3 separate regions of the Homo sapiens genome follow, and regions 1 and 2 are each linked to region 3. The links are chromatin loops, found by intact Hi-C in ENCODE. Cell type or tissue: dorsolateral prefrontal cortex. All regions are shown on one strand.

Region 1 (8,000 bases), 49 kb after region 3:
AGCAGTGTACTCCTCATAAATAAACTTTTAGTTTATTTTATTTTTTAAACACTGCAGCCTCATCATGCTTCACGGAGGAGCCTGTGCGGGAAGAATGCTCCCACACAGCATAAAGAATGCTCCCGCACAGCATAGAGAATGCCCCCGCACAGCATAGAGAAGCCCCCGCACAGCATAGAGAATGCCCCCGCACAGCATAGAGAAGCCCCCGCACAGCATAGAGAATGCTCTTCACCTCTGGGTTTTTAACCAGCCAAACTAAAATCACAGAGGCCAACACATCATTTAAGATAGAAATTTCTGTATCTTTTAATTTTTTTCAAAGTAGTTTTACTTATTTTCAGATTCTATTTCTTTACTAGAATTAAGGGATAAAATAACAATGTGTGCATAATGAACCCTATGAAACAAACAAAAGCTAGGTTTTTTTCATAGCTCTTCTTCCAGATTGAATGAACGTCTGTTCTAAAATTTAACCCCAAAAGGAAAATATTCAGTTAACTATGTTAAAAACCAAGACTTGTGATTGAGTTTTGCCTGAAAATGCTTTCATAATTATGTGTGAATGTGTGTCTTTCCCATCTTCTCCACAGGGTTTGTGCCTTACATTATTACTCCTTGCCATTTTCAAGAAAGCATTGCCAGCTCTTCCAATCTCCATCACCTTTGGGCTTGTTTTCTACTTTGCCACAGATTATCTTGTACAGCCTTTTATGGACCAATTAGCATTCCATCAATTTTATATCTAGCATATTTGCGGTTAGAATCCCATGGATGTTTCTTCTTTGACTATAACAAAATCTGGGGAGGACAAAGGTGATTTTCCTGTGTCCACATCTAACAAAGTCAAGATTCCCGGCTGGACTTTTGCAGCTTCCTTCCAAGTCTTCCTGACCACCTTGCACTATTGGACTTTGGAAGGAGGTGCCTATAGAAAACGATTTTGAACATACTTCATCGCAGTGGACTGTGTCCCTCGGTGCAGAAACTACCAGATTTGAGGGACGAGGTCAAGGAGATATGATAGGCCCGGAAGTTGCTGTGCCCCATCAGCAGCTTGACGCGTGGTCACAGGACGATTTCACTGACACTGCGAACTCTCAGGACTACCGTTACCAAGAGGTTAGGTGAAGTGGTTTAAACCAAACGGAACTCTTCATCTTAAACTACACGTTGAAAATCAACCCAATAATTCTGTATTAACTGAATTCTGAACTTTTCAGGAGGTACTGTGAGGAAGAGCAGGCACCAGCAGCAGAATGGGGAATGGAGAGGTGGGCAGGGGTTCCAGCTTCCCTTTGATTTTTTGCTGCAGACTCATCCTTTTTAAATGAGACTTGTTTTCCCCTCTCTTTGAGTCAAGTCAAATATGTAGATTGCCTTTGGCAATTCTTCTTCTCAAGCACTGACACTCATTACCGTCTGTGATTGCCATTTCTTCCCAAGGCCAGTCTGAACCTGAGGTTGCTTTATCCTAAAAGTTTTAACCTCAGGTTCCAAATTCAGTAAATTTTGGAAACAGTACAGCTATTTCTCATCAATTCTCTATCATGTTGAAGTCAAATTTGGATTTTCCACCAAATTCTGAATTTGTAGACATACTTGTACGCTCACTTGCCCCAGATGCCTCCTCTGTCCTCATTCTTCTCTCCCACACAAGCAGTCTTTTTCTACAGCCAGTAAGGCAGCTCTGTCGTGGTAGCAGATGGTCCCATTATTCTAGGGTCTTACTCTTTGTATGATGAAAAGAATGTGTTATGAATCGGTGCTGTCAGCCCTGCTGTCAGACCTTCTTCCACAGCAAATGAGATGTATGCCCAAAGACGGTAGAATTAAAGAAGAGTAAAATGGCTGTTGAAGCACTTTCTGTCCTGGTATTTTGTTTTTGCTTTTGCCACACAGTAGCTCAGAATTTGAACAAATAGCCAAAAGCTGGTGGTTGATGAATTATGAACTAGTTGTATCAACACAAAGCAAGAGTTGGGGAAAGCCATATTTAACTTGGTGAGCTGTGGGAGAACCTGGTGGCAGAAGGAGAACCAACTGCCAAGGGGAAAGAGAAGGGGCCTCCAGCAGCGAAGGGGATACAGTGAGCTAATGATGTCAAGGAGGAGTTTCAGGTTATTCTCGTCAGCTCCACAAATGGGTGCTTTGTGGTCTCTGCCCGCGTTACCTTTCCTCTCAATGTACCTTTGTGTGAACTGGGCAGTGGAGGTGCCTGCTGCAGTTACCATGGAGTTCAGGCTCTGGGCAGCTCAGTCAGGCAAAACACACAAACAGCCATCAGCCTGTGTGGGCTCAGGGCACCTCTGGACAAAGGCTTGTGGGGCATAACCTTCTTTACCACAGAGAGCCCTTAGCTATGCTGATCAGACCGTAAGCGTTTATGAGAAACTTAGTTTCCTCCTGTGGCTGAGGAGGGGCCAGCTTTTTCTTCTTTTGCCTGCTGTTTTCTCTCCCAATCTATGATATGATATGACCTGGTTTGGGGCTGTCTTTGGTGTTTAGAATATTTGTTTTCTGTCCCAGGATATTTCTTATAAGAACCTAACTTCAAGAGTAGTGTGCGAGTACTGATCTGAATTTAAATTAAAATTGGCTTATATTAGGCAGTCACAGACAGGAAAAATAAGAGCTATGCAAAGAAAGGGGGATTTAAAGTAGTAGGTTCTATCATCTCAATTCATTTTTTTCCATGAAATCCCTTCTTCCAAGATTCATTCCCTCTCTCAGACATGTGCTAGCATGGGTATTATCATTGAGAAAGCACAGCTACAGCAAAGCCACCTGAATAGCAATTTGTGATTGGAAGCATTCTTGAGGGATCCCTAATCTAGAGTAATTTATTTGTGTAAGGATCCCAAATGTGTTGCACCTTTCATGATACATTTCTTCTCTGAAGAGGGTACGTGGGGTGTGTGTATTTAAATCCATCCTATGTATTACTGATTGTCCTGTGTAGAAAGATGGCAATTATTCTGTCTCTTTCTCCAAGTTTGAGCCACATCTCAGCCACATTGTTAGACAGTGTACAGAGAACCTATCTTTCCTTTTTTTTTTTTTAAAGGACAGGATTTTGCTGTGTTGCCCAGGCTAGACTTGAACTCCTGGGCTCAAGTAATCCACCTCAGCCTGAGTAGCTGAGACTACAGCCCATCTTATTTCTTTAAATCATTCATCTCAGGCAGAGAACTTTTCCCTCAAACATTCTTTTTAGAATTAGTTCAGTCATTCCTAAAACATCCAAATGCTAGTCTTCCACCATGAAAAATAGATTGTCACTGGAAAGAACAGTAGCAATTTCCATAAGGATGTGCCTTCACTCACACGGGACAGGCGGTGGTTATAGAGTCGGGCAAAACCAGCAGTAGAGTATGACCAGCCAAGCCAATCTGCTTAATAAAAAGATGGAAGACAGTAAGGAAGGAAAGTAGCCACTAAGAGTCTGAGTCTGACTGGGCTACAGAATAAAGGGTATTTATGGACAGAATGTCATTACATGCCTATGGGAATACCAATCATATTTGGAAGATTTGCAGATTTTTTTTCAGAGAGGAAAGACTCACCTTCCTGTTTTTGGTTCTCAGTAGGTTCGTGTGTGTTCCTAGAATCACAGCTCTGACTCCAAATGACTCAATTTCTCAATTAGAAAAAGTAGAAGCTTTCTAAGCAACTTGGAAGAAAACAGTCATAAGTAAGCAATTTGTTGATTTTACTACAGAAGCAACAACTGAAGAGGCAGTGTTTTTACTTTCAGACTCCGGGATTCCCATTCTGTAGTCTCTCTGCTTTTAAAAACCCTCCTTTTGCAATAGATGCCCAAACAGATGATGTTTATTACTTGTTATTTACGTGGCCTCAGACAGTGTATGTATTCTCGATATAACTTGTAGAGTGTGAAATATAAGTTTAACTACCAAATAAGGTCTCCCAGGGTTAGATGACTGCGGGAAGCCTTTGATCCCAACCCCCAAGGCTTTGTATATTTGATCATTTGTGATCTAACCCTGGAAGAAAAAGAGCTCAGAAACCACTATGAAAAAATTTGTTCAGTGTTTTCTGTGTTCCCGTAGGTTCTGGAGTCTGAGGATGCAAAGATGAATAAGATAAATTCTCAGAATGTAGTTATAATCTCTTGTTTTCTGGTATATGCCATCTTTCTTTAACTTCTCTAAAATATTGGGTATTTGTCAAATAACCACTTTTAACAGTTACCATTACTGAGGGCTTATACATTGGTGTTATAAAAGTGACTTGATTCAGAAATCAATCCATTCAGTAAAGTACTCCTTCTCTAAATTTGCTGTTATGTCTATAAGGAACAGTTTGACCTGCCCTTCTCCTCACCTCCTCACCTGCCTTCCAACATTGAATTTGGAAGGAGACGTGAAAATTGGACATTTGGTTTTGCCCTTGGGCTGGAAACTATCATATAATCATAAGTTTGAGCCTAGAAGTGATCCTTGTGATCTTCTCACCTCTTTAAATTCCCACAACACAAGAGATTAAAAACAGAGGTTTCAGCTCTTCATAGTGCGTTGTGAAATGGCTGGCCAGAGTGTACCAACAAAGCTGTCATCGGGCTCACAGCTCAGAGACATCTGCATGTGATCATCTGCATAGTCCTCTCCTCTAACGGGAAACACCTCAGATTTGCATATAAAAAAGCACCCTGGTGCTGAAATGAACCCCTTTCTTGAACATCAAAGCTGTCTCCCACAGCCTTGGGCAGCAGGGTGCCTCTTAGTGGATGTGCTGGGTCCACCCTGAGCCCTGACATGTGGTGGCAGCATTGCCAGTTGGTCTGTGTGTCTGTGTAGCAGGGACGATTTCCCAGAAAGCAATTTTCCTTTTGAAATACGTAATTGTTGAGACTAGGCAGTTTCAAAGTCAGCTGCATATAGTAGCAAGTACAGGACTGTCTTGTTTTTGGTGTCCTTGGAGGTGCTGGGGTGAGGGTTTCAGTGGGATCATTTACTCTCACATGTTGTCTGCCTTCTGCTTCTGTGGACACTGCTTTGTACTTAATTCAGACAGACTGTGAATACACCTTTTTTATAAATACCTTTCAAATTCTTGGTAAGATATAATTTTGATAGCTGATTGCAGATTTTCTGTATTTGTCAGATTAATAAAGACTGCATGAATCCAGCTGTGCTAGTGTTTTTTACATGAAAGTATCATAATGTATAACTGTAACTCACAGAACTGTCTAGCACTTATCAAGAAACAGTTTAGAATACAAAAATTAGCCAGGCGTGGTGGTGGGCGCCTGTAGTCCCAGCTACTCGGAAGGCTGAGGCATGAGAATCGCTTGAACCCAGGAGGCAGAGGTTGCAGTGAGCCGAGATCTCACCACTGCACTCCAGCCTGGGCGACAGAGCAAGACTCTGTCTCAAAAAAAAAAAAGTTTAGAAACAAATGCATTGTTTCTATTCTTAACTCATAAGAAAGTGGTATGGATTATAGCACACCACAGCTCTGAAGAGTGTAATATTAAATCTGTTTATAAAAGCCCCAAAGCAGCTATCCTTAATACATCCTGAAAGATATTTTTTCTAATAACTTTCACATTAATGTAAATATGTCAGAAGAAACTGTAAACTTATAAGACGTATGTTGTACAGTGCAGATATGTGCTGGAGGATTTTTTTTAAAGAAATTAGGTCACACTAATGGGAAAAGGCAACATTACTTTTATTGACCTGGTAGAGCATAGAATGTCCTCTCACTCCATTCCCCAAACTTGATAAAACGTTTTGTTTCTAAACAGTAAATAACATACAATCTGGAAATGATTGATCAGAAATACATTTATGGCAGAAAAACCACAGTTGGCCATGGTCTTCAGAAGGGGGCAGATAAGACATTGATGTGTTCCCGGCTACATCTGCTAAGGGCATCAGGAAGCAGGGAGTGTTTATTCCCTCCTTTGAGAATTGGAGGCATCATTTGTTTTCATGGCTCTTTTAGGCAGTGTCTGTGGAGTCTCCTACAGAGGCATCAGGACTTGGGAGAGGTTTCTGATTTTTAGGGGTCCTGACAATGGTGTTCTTGTTTTTTTTTTTTGAGACGGAGTCTCGCTCTGTTGCCCAGGCTGGAGTGCAGTGGCGCGATCTCAGCTCACTGCAAGCTCCGCCTCCTGGGTTCATGCCATTCTCCTGCCTCAGCCTCCTGAGTAGCTGGGACTACAGGCGCCCGCCACGCCCGGCTAATTTTTTTGTATTTTTAGTAGAGGCAGGGTTTCACCGTGTTAACCAGGATGGGACAATGGTGATCTTGATGAGAATGAGGACGGACTTTGAGCAGGGTTGAGAAGCAAGGGTAGTGAGGCTGGGTTTCCTGTGTCTCTAGGTAAGTCCCGTAGCTTTCCGTCAGCCCATGCCACACCTTCTTCCTGGGGACCCTTCTGTGTGCGGTGTGGAGAGTAGCTTAGGATCTGGTCAAAAGTGAAATGACAGCATACTTGAGTACGAGTGCAATGTTGACTTGTCAGTTGAATGAGAAAGAGTAAAGGAGAGATCCACAAAAGCAGGGGTTTAAAATCAGAAATTTCTCAGAAAGAAGGTTTGTTGTTGTTTTGGAGACAAGGTCTGGCTCTGTTGCCCAGGCTGGAGTGTAGTAGCGCGATCATGGCTCACTGCGTTGTTGAACTCCTGGGTTCAAAGGATCCACCTCAGCCTCCTGAGTAGCTGGAACTACAGGTGTACACCACCATGCCTGGCTAGTTATTTTTTATTTCGTGTAGAGACTGGGTCTTGCTTTGTTCTCCAGGCTGGTCTTGAACTCCTGGGCTCAAGTGATCCTCTCAGCTCAGCCTCCTGAAGTGCTGAGATTATAGGAGTGAGCCACTGCACCTAGCCAGAAATAAAGTTTTGAACTCAGTTTGGAAAGGGGGAAAAAGCCTGAATTGGCCAAGAAGGCAAAGGACATATACTGTACTAAAAATCAGGAAGACGGAAGTACCTGGGAGACACCTATGGATAATTGGTTTTTGAATAAAGGTGATGATTTATTCAGAGGAAAATCCAATTAGCTAACCAAATCTGTTTTCATATTTACTTAGAATATATCTCCTTCATCACATGACTTGTAGTGACCTAGAGGATGATGACCTAATCTACCACAGGGGTCTTTCAACATGTGGAGTGTCCCATGCTTGGAGAAGGTTGATGTGCTTGCATGGACTGTCCTGTGCCTGGTATGCCACGCCCTTCAAAGGGAGAGACGGGAAAAGCCTCGGGAACCAAATTTGTTCAAGTCCTAATTGTTGGCAGAAAGGGAGACATGCTCTTGCTGCCTCTGTTTCTTCTACTTTTTTTTTTTTTTTTTTTTTTTTGAGATGAAGTCTTTCTCTGTCGCCCAGGCTGGAGTGCTGCAATCTCGGCTCACTGTAGCCTCTGCCTCCCGGGTTCCAGCGATTCTCCTGCCTCAGCCCTCTGGGTAGCTGGGAGTACAGGCACATGCCAACACGCCCTGCTAATTTTTTTTTTTTTTTCATATTTTTAGTAGAGATGGGATTTCACCATGCTGGCCAGACTCGTCTCGAACTCCTGACCTCAGGTGATCCGCCCGCCTCGGCCTCCCAAAGTGCTGGGATTACAGGCATGAGCCACCGTGCCTGGCCTGCTTTTTTTTTTTTTTTTAAATTGCATAGGATTTGATATAGACTATACATAACCCAAGGTCAATTTCTCGTGCATAAGAGGAAAGGATTTTCTTACCCTTATGGAGTAAACCTATAGCATACCTCAAGGTGGACCTGTCGGTGAAAGTCTGATTGTGATTTGTTTTCTCGGTCGTAGACTAAACTCAAGGATAGAGTACACATATGATGTAAAGGGGAAGCAAGACTGGAGCTAAACATGATACTACATTTAAATACCTGAATTTAAGAGAGTGCTTTCAGGGCTAGTGCATCTCCATGCAGGGGTGGAGACATAGTGTTCTTCCAAATGCTCGATGAGAAACCGAAGAGAGAAATTTGGAACTTTGTCTGG
Region 2 (8,000 bases), 110 kb after region 3:
TGGCAGTGTGCACTTGTAAACCTAGCTACTAGGGAGGCTGAGGCAGGAGAATCACTTGAACCCGGGAGGCGGAGGTTGCAATGAGCCTAGATCACACCACTGCACTCCAGCCTGGGCAACAGAGTAAGACTCCATCTCAAACAAAAAAAAATTACTCTTTGTTTCCTCCTCAAAAGTTAAAATGTATATATGATTCGTTATTATGTGCTAGTCATTAAGCTAATATTTTACATGCATCATTTCATTTAATTATCTCAAAAACCCTACGAGTCTGGTATTATCCCCCTATTACAGATGAGAAATCGAAGTTGGTATGTTTTCATTTGCTTGATAGATTTCTAATTTGCTACACAATTAATTTCAACTTTTTTTGAAGGTTTTTTTTTTTTAACTCTCCTGGTAACTCACAGAACATTTTTTAACAAAGATTTTTTTCCCCCTCTATGATGTTTACAATATCACAACATACCTACTATTCTTTCCTCATCTCCCCTTGTTAAAATCTGCTAACCCTTGTTCCTTTTACTCCAGATACCTATATTAGTTTCTTCTCCTTAGCCCAGCTCTCAATAACATTCAGTTTGGTGTAGACAAGCACCCTCCCCTGACCTACAATATAATTATATCCTTTTTAGGACTGGACAGCCATGCCTATGGTGTTGGTACTATTTTTTTTTTTTTTTTTTTTTTTTGAGATGGGGTCTCGCTCTTGTCACCCAGGCTGGAGTGCAATGGTGTGATCTCGGCTCACTGCAACCTCCGGCTCCCAGGTTCAAGCAATTCTCCTGCCTCAGCCTCCCGAGTAGCTGAGATTATAGGTGCCTGCCACCATGCCCGGCTAACTTTTGTATTTTTAGTAGAGACGAGGTTTCACCATGTTGGCTAGGCTGGTCTCGAACTCCTGACCTCTGGTGATCCGCCTGCCTCAGCCTCCCTGTTGGGATTACAGATGTGAGCCACCGCACCCAGCCGGTGTTGGTACTGTTTACCTAGAGTTTGTCTAAAAGACTGCCTTTGCTTTTTTGGTGGCAAAAAAATTTTTTTTTTCACCTAGAAACTGGGAGCCCTCTAAAGGCAGGGAAAGGAAACTGAAATATTCAATTTTGCACACTTAGTGCCTTGTAGGCTGGCAGAATCAGCAGAATGTAACGGGTACTATATTCAGGAGGACCTGAGTTTAAATCCTGTCTGTAAGATTTGGGCAATTTACTTATCCTCTCTGAGCCTCTTTTTTTTTTTTCATCTGTAACACCTACCTCACAGGCTTGTTGTGGGGATTAAATGAAATAATGCATGAATACCTACCACAATGTGGCAAGCAATGTGTAAGTGCTCAATAAATGGTGCCTATTATTACCGGTATTATAAATGTTTGTTAGATGACATGAAAAGTCATTTGGTACACATGACTATGAAGGTTTATTAAAAAGAAAAAGAAAAAGACCCTTGGAGAAAAAGTGTGTAGTTCTTCCAGTAGAAGCAGGGCACTATCTCTGGAGTAAAACTTCCGCTGAGCTCTCTTTCAAAAGAAATGGAGAAACAGCAATTATAGCAGCTCAAATTCTACAAGTCTGTAACTTAAGTTACATAAATTCTTTGCTGACCTCTGAGTCAATATCCACTATTTAGTCAGTATCTCTGAAAACAACTTTTAACTCTTCAATGCCACAAAGGCAAATTTTAAGACACTTGTTATAGAAGATGAACTAAAGAGCTCAAAGGAGTGCCTTTTTCTTTATTAGCCTCTTTGACAGGGCAGAGACTAGGTGAGTCCAGGGCTTCTCAACATTGGCACCACTGACATTTTGGGCTGGATAATCCTTTGTTGTGGGTGCTGTCGTCTACACTGAAGGATGTTTAGTGGCATTCTTGGCATCTAACCACAAGCCAGTAACACCCCCAACCCCCAACTTGTAAAGCCCCAAAATGTCTCCAGACAGTGAAAGACAAACTTTGCCCCAGTTGAGAACCACTACACTAAAGAAAGCATAACCTTTGAACCAATTCTGATGACTACTGCTTTTGGGAAACTGGATGGGTATGCTGATCCTTAACAGTCAAGTGGGAAATAAGGCAGTAGGTTGGGACTACAGAAATTCCTTATAGAATGGGGTGAAAGATGGGCACATGCAGAATGACAAACACAGACATCTTAGAAAACAGGAAGGGCACAAAGACATCGTCGAATGGAGAAATCAATGAATCTAAGACATCAAATAGAGAAATTAATGGGTCTGACCAGGCCTTGGGAAGCTCAGGATGCCAACTTACAGTTAGTGAGCAGTGTACTAAAAGTACTGGTTGTAAAGAGAACAGCTGAGCAGGTCAGAGGGCACCAACCTTGGAAGGTAGGAGATTGTGGTGCCACCACTGTCACTGGTTTGGTCATCGGAGCAGATGAGAAGGGGTCCTCAGGTGTGCTGAAGGCATTGGTGATCTGTGAGCACAGGGAGCTGATGCTCTCTGCCTCCCCTTCTACTTCTGGCACTGCAAGGCAAACAGAAAATGGCTCCAGACAGAAAAATGGAATAATCCTGAAATTTGACAGTATGATGCAAGCTGGCACTTTATACTGTATCTCCTGCTTATGTAAGAAAAGGCTCAATTAACTGTATGGCAGGGCTACAAAACCAGTTTCAAAAAATTTACTGGCCACAATTTCATTGGCTTTTCAGATGGGAAAGTATAAAATGTCAACAATTAATGTACTAAGGCACATCTTCCTCCCTTACAAATCCCCAAATTTCTTCATTTCTTCTTCTTATAACACTGTTGAGGATCTGTCCTTTTTGTGCCAAGATGTTCAGCTAGCCAGATCTTTGTAGAAGACATTTGCAACCTGTATGCCTTCCAACGTGTTCTCAAGACTGTGATCTGAATTAGGTTCTGGAGCCTTTAGTAATTCTGTCAGGAAAATGGGTTCAAGTCTGGGCACTAGTGGATGCTTAGTGCTTTTCTCTGTAACAAACTATGACAATGTCATCAATCTCATTTTTCTCCAAAGTCTCCAGTACTAAGCATATGATCTATGATAACATGAAAAAGTGAGCAGAGGTGTAGGACGCTAGGGCCTTTATTCTTAATACTGACTCTAGGATACTTCTGTATCACTGAGGAAGCTAATTATGTGTGCTAAAGCTCTGTTTGCTCATCTGTAAAGAGAATAATAGTTTTTATTCCCTGTCTGCCCTAGAAGGAGACTGAACTGAAATGAGGTACCTCAGCTGAGAACTGAAAAGACCCTCCGTAATCATCTAGTCCAACTATTCTTTAGGCCTAGTTTCATCTGTCAGATGAACTTAACTCTCTGTACTTTTATACCATCAGTAGGAATGGCCTATTGAGACAGTTTCCTCATATTTTGTTATAGCAATGGCTTGACATGTCTCAGAGGGAAGTAAAATAGAGCCCAACAAAAGCACTGACCAGATCTAATACTTTAGCTACAGATTTTATGACGAGGATAGACCTATAGAGGCTGGCATAGCTGTACAGAGGCCACACAAAGGCCTGTGAGACGGTTCTGAAAGGTAATGAATACTTGTGAACAAGTCCACTGTCTGTGATGAACAACAGATCTTAGATGTACACGAAAGACCTGTCTAGAGTTTCCTCCTTATGGAGCCAACCAGCCAGAAGGACAATGAGCACATATCCATTTCTTCTGCTGGTAATGCTATGTGTTTCTAAGGCCTCTTTAATTAATTCCCTGCTGGGTCCCAATGGCAGAATAAGAATAGAAACTTGAGACCCTTGATGTTTGGGAGCAGGTTGGCTGAAAGGCAGTGAATGCACTTACATCAGGACAAACCACAAATCTTATGGCTTAGGCTAGAAATTCCACAATGGCTCTGCTGCCTGTTTGTTGAAGAGAAATTATGGATTCACATCCCCCTCCACGGACCTTAGTTTTCCCACTATGGGAAATGACAAAAGATACAACTATCAACGAACCTCAGGGAAAGAGGAATGCCTAGTTTAATGGGATTAGTGTCTTCATGGGAAGTGATGAGAATGCTTCAGTGCTCGAGTACCCAGTGAGTCAGGTAGATGCTACATTACCTGCATTTTTAATGGGGAAATCAGTCTTCCTCTGCATAGTGGAAGGCAACTCATTGATGCGTAGGGATAGTTGGCGTTTAAAGGGTGACATCTTCTGGCTAAGAGCAGGAAAACCTCGGAAAGAGCCTTGGCGAGCAAGCTGTTCAATTGGAGCATGCCGGCGTGGGATGGCATGAGGATTGTTCATCTCCAGAGAGGTCGTGGCATCAGAAGTAGGAGAGGTGGGAGAGGATGGGGATGGGGCAGTGTTGCCAGGGGCAACTGATGAACCAACGACTATCTTATCTGTTTCAGCTCAAGAAAATAAAGAGAATGAAGACCTTAGCAATGTCTTCAAATAATTTGCGTTTAGAGAGCTGACAAATTCGAAAGCCCTCTAGGTCCTTTTACCCATTTCCTTCCCAGTGTCTCTTAAAACATAAGTTAGAAGCAGGGTTCGGATCCATTTTTCAGACAGATAAAAGGCTTAGTAATGTACTATATGTCACAAAGCATATCTACTAAGACAGAAATGTTAGATCTTTTATTCTCATTCAGTGATTTATAAATTAAGACTGTGAAAAAGATCTTAAAAACTCAGTTCCTATGAATTCCTAATATGTAGTCTTTTAAAGAATGATTCATGATTTTCAATGCTTGTGTGTTAGGGGAGGAGAACTTTGGGAACTGTAGCATTAGAAAGGTCTAAATAAGCATAAGCTTAACCATATATCTTTGATTAGGTGTCAAAGAATGTCATATATAACAGTCTTTATTTATTTATTTATTTATTTATTTATTGTTTGAGATGCAGTTTTGCTCTTTTTGTCCAGGCTGGAGTGCAATGGCACCATCTTGGCTCACTGCAACCTCCACCTCCCAGGTTCAAGTGATTCTCCTGCCTCAGACTCCCAAGTAGCTGGGATTACAGGTGCACACCACCACGCCCAACTCATTTGGTATTTTTAATACACACGAGGTTTTACCATTGTTGGCCAGGCTGGTCATGAACTCCTGACCTCAGGTGATCCACCTGCCTCCGCCTCTCAAGGTGCTGGGATTACAGGTATGAGCCACCACGCCCGACCTAAAGCAGTCTTTAAATCATGCATTTGTGGTTCATTTGAATAAAAGCATGCAGTAGTAAAATTTTGAACTGGATTAAATTTGAGTAAATGTAAGACTGTGGGTACCAGTTGAGTCCCATTCTGATTGTGACAAATCTCAACCACCAACTCTCACAATCCTTTGTAGATCTTGGGACTCAATCTCTTTGCAGTTGTTGTGCATAACAATGAATATTATTTGGTGGTATTAAAGAACATGCTTAATTAGTGAATAGTCTGAAGACCACTAAAGCATATTAGATAACAGTAATACAGGTTAAATTTTCTAGTACAGATAGCATGATTTTTCCCCCCTTTGGCTTCCTGGTGCAAATATTTACAAGAAATGAAAAAAAATCACTATCAATAATTTCATTTCAAATAAAAATATGTATGCTTTTTTTTTGGAGGGGGCTTAAGAATTAGAGCTGTTTGGGTCAGTATTAGTCAATGATGCTAACCAAAAGGGCTGGTTTAAGGTCAGGTGCGGTGGCTCACACCTGTAATCCCAGCACTTTGGGAGGCCAAGGCAGGCAGATCACCTGAGGTCAGGAGTTCAAGACCAGCCTGGCCAACATGGCGAAAGTCCATCTCTACTAAAAATACAAACATTAGCTGGGTGTGGTTGCATTCACCTGTAATCCCAGCTACTCAGGAGGCTGAGGCAGGAGAATCGCTTGAGCCCAGGAGGTGAAGGCGGCAGTCAGCGGAGACTGCGCCACTACATTCCAGCCTGGGCAACAGAACTACACTCTGTCTCAAAAAAAAAAAAAACACCGAAATCAAACCAAAACAACAACAACAAAAATGACTAGTTTAGAACTAAAAGGTTATAGTAAAAAAAATTATCATATATATATATTTGTTTGTTTTTAAGAGACAGGGTTTTGCTGTTACCCAGGCTGGAGGAGTGCAGTGGTATGATCACAGCTCACTGTAACCTTGTACTCCTGGGCTCCAGCAATCCTCTGGTCTCAGCCTCCCAAGCAGCTAGGATTACGGATGTGCACCACCAAATATGGCAATTTTTTTTTTTTTTTTTTTTTTTTTTTTTTTTTAAGGGATAGAGTCTATGTTGCACAGTCTGGTCACAAACTCCTGGCCTCAAGTGATGTTTCCTCCTCAGCCTCCTAAAGTATTGAGATTACAGCTGTAAGCCACTATACCTGGCCTCAAAATTATATTAATGTCTATTAGTTAACTTGAATTGTTTGTGCTTGTCTTGTTGGTTTTAACCCTACTTATATACAAGAATTCAAAAGTATTTTCAAGCCCTATCATTTAGTTGTAAAATATACCCAACTCACATTTATAGACTGCCAACTAACTTGAATGTTTGTACAGGCATTTCTGCTGTGATGCCATGTGTACCTAAATAAAACTCACACTCTATAAAATCACACACTAAATTAAATTAACAGGGCTATAGAAAAAAAGAGTTATAGGCTTACCTCTCAAAATCTATAGACTTTTGTGACTAGAAAGCACTAAAAAACAGCAATAATATCATATAAACAGTATTACTGTTAAATCTCTCTGCTAGCATCATAGTCCGTGGATGCTTTGCAGCCTTAAGCCCTGGGACCTCTGCTGCTTCCTTTAAGATGCAGGTACTTGATTCATTTGCTTCTCAAAGAGATCAGATACATCAGAATTAAAAAGGTATTTCAGGATGGGAGGAAGGGGGTAAGAGATGTCTCTGCAGCTTCTTCAACTGCACTCTGATTCCTCAGATAGCTTACTATAATGGAGTAAATATTTTTGAAGCCATTAAACTAGCCACTCTAAAGGAAGCGGTTTTTAAGATTTTCAACTTTGTTATAAGGTTTTATATTGCTAAGGGTTCTCTTTGATTATGAGAAAATTTACCCCTGGTAGCTTCAAAATAATACCTTGTTGGGAAAAACTGCATTCCATAAATACACACTGTAGAACAGATTGTACCTTTCTTGGCATCTTGCATTTGTTTCATGATCTCCTCTCTTTCTGCTTGTTCAGTGGCTGTTGTGACACGGAATGATCCTTCTCTTGTAAAAGTGGTCCGACTAGCATCAAAAGTAGCAGTCACTCCACATTCCTTCTCCCGCTTCTGCTTGCGCTCTAAACAGGCTGCAAAAGCACAGCCTACTGCATGGCTCAACCTTTCACCCTGTAAGAGCAGATTTTAAAAGCTTTTCAGAATTACACTACTAACAATTACATACAAATAAGTCTTTTGTTTTGTTTTGTTTTTGAGACAGAGTCTTACTGTTACCCAGGCTGGAGTGCAGTGGCGCAGTCTCTGCTCACTGCAACCTCTGCCTCCGGGCTCAAATACTTCTCGTGCCTCAGCCTCCTGAGTAGCTGGGACTACAATCACGCACCACCACACCTGGCTAATTTTTGTATTTTTAGTAGAGATGGGGTTTTGCTATGTTGGGCAGGCTGGTCTCCAACTCCTGGCCTCAAGTGGTCTACCCAATTCAGCCTCCCAAAGTGCTGGGATTACAGGCATGAGCCACCACACTCGGCCCAAATGTCTGTTTTTATGAAAGCAAGATGTTGCAAATTCCAGCTTAAAATTGTTTTAATAGATTAGTATGCCATATTAATTTAAATGAATAAATTTTCTAAGGTAGTGCTTATGATGGTTCAATTCACTGTTACAAGCCTTGGGGTAAAGTGATAACCAGCAACCTGTGCTTTTGTAAGCAGCCATGGAGAACTCTTTATCACTTAGGCTCTGTCATGTCAGCCCTGGCCAACAGCTTAGAAGACTCTATGCAAGGTTTCAAGCCTTGACATGCAAGCTTCTAGTTGCCCTTTGGGGAAGCAGTGGGAATATTTACCAGCCACTTCTAAGAAACTACTGGA
Region 3 (8,000 bases):
GTTATTTACACTTCTCTCCTTGGTCATCTTTTTACTGTATTTTTCCCTCCACAGCTATTTCATCCATTTCTGAGGCCTGAGATTTCATCCATTTCTGAGGCTATAGAGACCAGTGACTTCCTCTGACTCTTCTGAGCTTGAAATTCCTATTGGTAACTGCCATTGGACTTAACTGCCTGGTTATATCTCTAACTAAAGTACTTCTCTCTTCCAGCCTGTTTATCTTATTGTGTTCCATTGTGTTCCTTATCTCTACCAATGCTAGTTCCTTATGCTAGAAATCTCATTCATTGCCACTCAATCAAGTTTGCTAAAAACGAAACATCTGATTGTGTCACTTATTCAACCTTACCAATTTTTTTTTTTTTTTGAGCCTTGCTTTGTCACCCATAGTGGCACGATCTCTGCTCACTGCAGCCTCCACCACCCAGGTTCAGGTGATTCTCCTGCCGTAGCCTCATGAGTAGCTGGGATTACAGGCATGTGCCACCATGCCCGACTAATTTTTATATTTTTAGTAGAGACGGGGTTTCACCATGTTGGCCAGGCTGGTCTCAAACTCCTGACCTCAAGTGATCTGCCCACCTTGGCCTCCCAAAGTGCTGGGATTTCAGGCGCCTGGCCTGTTACTTGATTATATGCTAAACAAGGGGTGGATTATTCATGAGTTTTCTGGGAAAGAGGTGGGCAATTCCCGGAACTGAGGATCCCTCCCCTTTTTAGACCATACAAGGTAACTTCCGGACGTTGCCATGGCATCTGTAAACTGTCATGGTGTTGGCGGGGAGTGTCTTTTAGCATGCTAATGTATTATAATTAGCGTATAGTGAGCAGTGAGGATAACCAGAGGTCACTCTCCTCACCATCTTGGTTTTGGTGGGTTTTGGCCAGCTTCTTTATTGCAACCAGTTTTATCAGCAAGATCTTTATGAGCTGTATCTTGTGCTGACTTCCTATCTCATCCCGTAACTAAGAGTACCTAACCTCCTGCAAATGCAGCCCAGTAGGTCTTGGCCTTATTTTACCCAGCCCCTATTCAAGATAGAGTTGCTCTGGTCCAAACGCCTCTGACACAAGGATTTTAAAGTCTTATTAATTAAGGTAAGATAGTTCCTTGCATATGTGGTCTGAAATCACAGAAAGCTGAATTTGAAAAAGGTGCTTGGAGCTGCAGCCAGTAAACAAGTTTTCATGCAGGTGTCAGTATTTAAGGTACATCTCAAAGGATAAGTACAATTGTGTATGTTGGGATGAACAGAGAGAATGGAGCAAGCCAAGACCCAGGTAAAAGAGAGGACCTGAATGCCTTCAGTGAACAATGATAGATAATCTAGACTTTTAAACTGCATACTTCCTGTACATTGTTTTTTCTTGCTTCAGGTTTTTAGAACTCATAGTGACGGGTCTGTTGTTAATCCCAGGTCTAACCGTTACCTTGATTCTGCTGAGAATCTGATTTACTGAAAATGTTTTTCTTGTGCTTATAGAATGACAATAGAGAACGGCAGGAGCACAACGACAGACGGAGCCTTGGCCACCCTGAGCCATTATCTAATGGACGACCCCAGGGTAACTCCCGGCAGGTGGTGGAGCAAGATGAGGAAGAAGATGAGGAGCTGACATTGAAATATGGCGCCAAGCATGTGATCATGCTCTTTGTCCCTGTGACTCTCTGCATGGTGGTGGTCGTGGCTACCATTAAGTCAGTCAGCTTTTATACCCGGAAGGATGGGCAGCTGTACGTATGAGTTTTGTTTTATTATTCTCAAAGCCAGTGTGGCTTTTCTTTACAGCATGTCATCATCACCTTGAAGGCCTCTGCATTGAAGGGGCATGACTTAGCTGGAGAGCCCATCCTCTGTGATGGTCAGGAGCAGTTGAGAGAGCGAGGGGTTATTACTTCATGTTTTAAGTGGAGAAAAGGAACACTGCAGAAGTATGTTTCCTGTATGGTATTACTGGATAGGGCTGAAGTTATGCTGAATTGAACACATAAATTCTTTTCCACCTCAGGGCCATTGGGCGCCCATTGCTCTTCTGCCTAGAATATTCTTTCCTTTTCTAACTTTGGTGGATTAAATTCCTGTCATCCCCCTCCTCTTGGTGTTATATATAAAGTTTTGGTGCCGCAAAAGAAGTAGCACTCGAATATAAAATTTTCCTTTTAATTCTCAGCAAGGCAAGTTACTTCTATATAGAAGGGTGCACCCTTACAGATGGAACAATGGCAAGCGCACATTTGGACAAGGGAGGGGAAAGGGTTCTTATCCCTGACACACGTGGTCCCTGCTGCTGTGTTCTTCCCCTACTGACTAGGGTTAGACTGCACAGGCTAAACTAATTCCAATTGGCTAATTTAAAGAGAATGATGGGGTGAGTGCTTTGGCAGGAGTCAGGGAAGAGCAGGTAGCAGGTAACTGGAATGAGGGTGGAGCAGGTAATGGAAAAACATTGCTTTACGAGGAAGTTAAGTTTAAAAGTAGAAGGCAAAGAATTGAACATACTGGCGTATTAATTCTTTGAAATTTAGAACTCACATCTAACATTGGCTTAAATGTTAAATCCTCAAAGATAACATTCCTGTTTCTCCTAACACGATTAAGTCCTTCTTGGTATCTTTTCTCATAGCAACTTGTCCTTTCTCACTTGTCACAATTTGCAAATATATATTTATTTACATTGTTTATTTAATGCCTAATTTCCTTCTTTATTGCAAGGCCTGTGAGGGTACTGAGTCTCCAGGGTGAGGTGTATAATAAATGGCCAAACGAATTGTTAATTGAAAGGATGAACAACTAATTCAAGCCAGCACTCTCTAGACTCCTGGGGGGCTATCATGTGGGTTCCCTGGTGCTGCTGATGTCAGCCCTTGGCCTCCAAGAAAAATGCTTGATTCAAATGTCATCTAGTTCCATCTCTACGACTCTCATGGGGTCCAAAGAAGAGTTTTAATTGAGTTTTAGAATTTGAAGTTGTGAAGTGTCTGAAAAACTACATGGTGTTCTGAAAGCCAAACTTTTAGCCTTTTGGGAGAGCATCTAAGACAGCAGGTGAAGGGCAGGGGTTAGAACTAGAGGGATTGAAGAATATTATCCATATAGGTTAGGGTTAGGTTTGGCAACGTATTATAGAACAAACATTGGCAAGCTACAGCCACAGGCCAGATCTGTCTGCTACCTTTCCACAAAGGTGTAATAACAAAGTTATTCACAAATTTGTGAATAAACTTTCATTGGAAAGTGACCACGCTCCTTGGTTTATACATTGTCTGTGGCTGCTTTCACACTACAGTAGCACAGTTGAGTGTTTGCACTGGAGACCATATGACCCATAGAGCTTAAAATATTCAGTCTGGCTTTTTACAGAGATGTTTCTGACTTTGTTAATAGAAAATCAAAACAACTGGTTTAAATAATGCACATACTTTCTCTCTCATAGAGTAGTGCAGAGGTAGGCAGTCCAGATTAGTACGGTGGCTTCACGTTCATCAAGGACTCAATCTCCTTCTTTCTTCTTTAGCTTCTAACCTCTAGCTTACTTCAGGGTCCAGGCTGGAGCCCTAGCCTTCATTCTGACAGTAGGAAGGAGTAGGGGAGAAAAGAACATAGGACATGTCAGCAGAATTCTCTCCTTAGAAGTTCCATACACAACACATCTCCCTAGAAGTCATTGCCCTTACTTGTTCTCATAGCCATCCTAAATATAAGGGAGTCAGAAGTAAAGTCTTTTTGGCTGGGAATATTGGCACCTGGAATAAAAATGTTTTTCTGTGAATGAGAAACAAGGGGAAGATGGATATGTGACATTATCTTAAGACAACTCCAGTTGCAATTACTCTGCAGATGAGAGGCACTAATTATAAGCCATATTACCTTTCTTCTGACAACCACTTGTCAGCCCACGTGGTTTCTGTGGCAGAATCTGGTTCTATAACAAGTTCCTAATAAGCTGTAGCCAAAAAAATTTGATGAGGTATTATAATTATTTCAATATAAAGCACCCACTAGATGGAGCCAGTGTCTGCTTCACATGTTAAGTCCTTCTTTCCATATGTTAGACATTTTCTTTGAAGCAATTTTAGAGTGTAGCTGTTTTTCTCAGGTTAAAAATTCTTAGCTAGATTGGTGAGTTGGGGAAAAGTGACTTATAAGATACGAATTGAATTAAGAAAAAGAAAATTCTGTGTTGGAGGTGGTAATGTGGTTGGTGATCTCCATTAACACTGACCTAGGGCTTTTGTGTTTGTTTTATTGTAGAATCTATACCCCATTCACAGAAGATACCGAGACTGTGGGCCAGAGAGCCCTGCACTCAATTCTGAATGCTGCCATCATGATCAGTGTCATTGTTGTCATGACTATCCTCCTGGTGGTTCTGTATAAATACAGGTGCTATAAGGTGAGCATGAGACACAGATCTTTGCTTTCCACCCTGTTCTTCTTATGGTTGGGTATTCTTGTCACAGTAACTTAACTGATCTAGGAAAGAAAAAATGTTTTGTCTTCTAGAGATAAGTTAATTTTTAGTTTTCTTCCTCCTCACTGTGGAACATTCAAAAAATACAAAAAGGAAGCCAGGTGCATGTGTAATGCCAGGCTCAGAGGCTGAGGCAGGAGGATCACTTGGGCCCAGGAGTTCACAAGCAGCTTGGGCAACGTAGCAAGACCCTGCCTCTATTAAAGAAAACAAAAAACAAATATTGGAAGTATTTTATATGCATGGAATCTATATGTCATGAAAAAATTAGTGTAAAATATATATATTATGATTAGTTATCAAGATTTAGTGATAATTTATGTTATTTTGGATTTCAATGCCTTTTTAGGCCATTGTCTCAAAAAATAAAAGCAGAAAACAAAAAAAGTTGTAACTGAAAAATAAACATTTCCATATAATAGCACAATCTAAGTGGGTTTTTGTTTGTTTGTTTGTTTGTTGAAGCAGGGCCTTGCCCTGTCACCCAGGCTGGAGTGAAGTGCAGTGGCACGATTTTGGCTCACTGCAGACTCAACCCACCAGTTTCAAGCGATTCTCCTGCCTCTGCCTCCCAAATAGCTGGGATTACAGGTGTGTGCCACCACACTCGGCTAATTTTTGTATTTTTAGTAGAGACAGGGTTTCACCATGTTGACCACACTGGTCTCGAACTCCTGGCCTCAAGTGATCTGCCCACCTTGGTCTCCCAAAGTGCTGGGATTACAGGCATGAGCCACTGCGCCCGGCCCTAAGTGGTTTTAATATTTTGATTGACAGTATACTGAAGAAATATACTCTAAGACCTTTATGAATCTCCTCATTCACAAATAACACTGTAGGATATAATGGTCCCTATAAAATACGGTATAACTAAAATCAGATTTTTATATTGGAGTACAGAACAATAAAGCCATCTTCAGATGCTGGTATTAAACTCACTGGTGACTGGTCACACCTTGCCTAAACTGGTAGCCACCATGCATCCTCTCACCATCTCCACTGTACTACTTCCTTCCTTGGGAAGTCGGGCGCTGGGAGGTTGTACAGGAAAGATACAGACCCACCCTTCTCAGCCTCTCCTCCCCTAGCTCGCTCTTTTGCCAAAGTGACCTACTGCTGAGTTTCAAAGTGACCTACTGCTGAGTTTCAGCCAACTAGCACGTTTCAGATTCATACCTTAGAAAAAATTACACATTATCACAAGTCATGCACCTTTTAAGGTCATTTTCAAATAATAGAAATTATAAGTGTTCGGCCAGGCATGGTGGCTCATGCCTGTAATCCCAGCACTTTGGGAGGCCAAGGCAGGAGGATTGCTTGAGGTCAGGAGTTTTTTTTGTTTTTTTGTTTTTTTCCCCGAGACGAAGTCTCGCTCTTGTCCCGCAGGCTGGAGTGTGACAGCGCGATCTTGGCTCACTGCAAGCTGTGCCTCCTGGGTTCAAGCGATTCTTCTGCCTCAGCCCCCCGAGTAGCTGGGATTACAGGCGCCTGCCACCACACCCGGCTAATTTTTGTATTTTTAGTAGAGACTGGGTTTTACCGTGTTGGCCAGGCTGGTCTAGAACTCCTGACCTCAGGTGATCCACCCACCTCGGCCTCGCAAGGGCTGGGATTACAGGCGTGAGCCACCATACCTGGCCGAGGTCAGGGGTTTGAGACCAGCCTGAGCAACATAGTAAGACCTATCTCTACCAAAAAAAAAAAAAATTAACTTTCCAAATGTAGGAGTCTACTCTGTTTCCTTCTAGTATTTATTTCTGTATACTTTTCTAACATGGTTAAAATGTGTAATCAATATGTGTCCTTTTACTTTGGTGTGAACATTTTTTCTATTATAAATTCTTAGAAAATATTTCTATGGCTATGAGATATTTGATTCAAGTGCCTTGTAATTTACTTCTCAAATGTCCCTGATGTTGGACATTTGTTTCTAGTGTTTCACTATTTTAAAAAACAGTAATATCTGTCTTTATGCTTAGAGCTTTTTCAGTTTTTCAAATTATTTCCTTAGGGTAAAATCCTAGAAGTAGAATTTTTGGGGCAAATTATCTACATATTTATAACTGTCTTGGTATTCAAAATCTCGTTTTCAAAAAGCTTATATCAATTTGTACTTAACACCAGTAGTGAATGAGAGTATCTGTCGTACCCCACCAGTGCTGAATTTCTTTTTTAAAACTGTGCTGGTTTTTATAGGTAAAGAAAATGTCTTAATTTGCATTTAGTTGGTTACTAGTAATATCACATACCTTTTCAATGCTTGTGAACTTTAAGCTTATACAGAGTTTAACCTTGCATGTTGAACATTTGAGTGAGTGGAAGTGTTAAGTGATGGCCATCTGTATAATCTATTAGTAATGTATGGAGACCATTAAAGATGACAGGTATGTGTGATGATGACAGGTTGTTACCAACACTCAGAAGGCCAAAAAGCAAGTGATATAAACCCATGCTGGGAAGCATTCACCTCCCCCACTTTAAAAATGCTAGTTTCTTAATTCCTTTTCTTTATCCCTTTTTTTGTCTGCACGTGTTTACTTGCCTTTAGTTTCCCTGCTTTAGTAGGCTGACCTTGTGACTTTTACCAGGATCCCATTATACTTTTGTTCTTCTGTTTATTTCTCAGATTTTATTGGAGGGTGGAATTCTACTTTTTCTTTCTTATAATCTAGAATTTACATTCAGATTTCCTGCCTTTCCCTTACAAAATACCTGTGTAGTTGGATAGGTGGAGCTCTGGACTCAGAGTTCTTTCTTCTAGTAATCTTAGGAAATTATTTAATTTTTCTGTGTTTTCATATTTTCACACATAAAAGAGAAAACACCATTTCTAAACTACCTCTTCTTTTCTCTGCTTTTAAGCATGTAAAGGTTTTCCCAATCTTGGGCAGTGACATGTACAGGACAGTATAGCTTTACATCTGCCTTGTTTTAATTAAACACTAGTTCTTTGAGGTAACCCCTACTATTATCCCAGTTTTATGGATGAGGCACTGAGGCAGGGGTCACACAGCTAGTGTGGGTCAGAACCTAATGGGTCAGAATGGACATTTGAGTCCAGAGTTTGGCCTGGATTGACACACATAGCTATTACGTAAGATTCCTCTCAAATTCAGTCCTCAGCTCCCTGAAGTGTGGGTTCTCTTTTCATGCCTCCATGGAAACTGCGTATCATGTGGTTACCAGTTTTTCCTTTGGTCGTATCTGCTGACCTTTTTGAACCTAATTTTTTCTGGACCTTATTGCCATTTGACTTATTTATTGCCTCCCACTTGACACTGATTCTGGCTTTTGCTTTTCTTCCTACTTTGGTCCTTTTTGCAGTTTTCTAAAGCTAACCAGCCATGACTCTCAGATGATGGACTTTTTCGTCTCTCCCATTACTTCTTGGGAAATTATATTTTAATCTCATGGTTTAAATTTTCATCCTTAAATATAACTTTTAATGTAGTATTTTTAGCCCAGAAGGGCCCATGGTTGGTTTGTTTTCTCCTTTGCATATCTCTTCTACTCAGATACCTGGT

The links. Hi-C counts contacts between places; a loop is a spot of excess contacts. Peaks named below come from ENCODE experiments on the same cell type or tissue, not always from the same donor. Only the 100,000 strongest peaks of a DNase experiment are listed, where the experiment ranks them.
Region 1: a loop joins it to region 3, with 2.5 times the contacts of the local background. A loop is called at or near these places in 4 of 110 quality-filtered maps.
Region 2: a loop joins it to region 3, with 4 times the contacts of the local background. A loop is called at or near these places in 32 of 110 quality-filtered maps.

Annotation. Positions count from the first base shown.
Region 1 is chr14:73,218,541-73,226,540 of GRCh38, forward strand. It overlaps PSEN1 (presenilin 1), which reads left to right. Exons shown (of 12, transcript NM_000021.4): 12 at 594-5,151. The coding sequence ends at 749. Among named protein-coding and RNA genes, the nearest start is that of PAPLN, 15 kb to the right of the region's middle. RefSeq lists an enhancer at 4,395-4,907. In dorsolateral prefrontal cortex, a CTCF peak has its summit at 4,753; a DNase peak (open chromatin) is centred at 4,753; H3K27ac peaks cover 2,494 bases.
Region 2 is chr14:73,280,019-73,288,018 of GRCh38, forward strand. NUMB (NUMB endocytic adaptor protein) reads right to left here. Exons shown (of 13, transcript NM_001005743.2): 9 at 7,092-7,296; 10 at 4,063-4,356; 11 at 2,341-2,487. Among named protein-coding and RNA genes, the nearest start is that of PAPLN-AS1, 38 kb to the left of the region's middle. In dorsolateral prefrontal cortex, CTCF peaks have their summits at 4,185 (motif pointing left) and 4,388; a DNase peak (open chromatin) is centred at 4,202.
Region 3 is chr14:73,169,310-73,177,309 of GRCh38, forward strand. It overlaps PSEN1 (presenilin 1), which reads left to right. Exons shown (of 12, transcript NM_000021.4): 4 at 1,488-1,738; 5 at 4,257-4,398. Among named protein-coding and RNA genes, the nearest start is that of PSEN1, 37 kb to the left of the region's middle. RefSeq lists enhancers at 1-7, 8-944, 1,217-1,795. In dorsolateral prefrontal cortex, a CTCF peak has its summit at 4,023 (motif pointing right); no DNase peak of the experiment used is centred here; H3K4me3 peaks cover 155 bases; H3K27ac peaks cover 5,946 bases.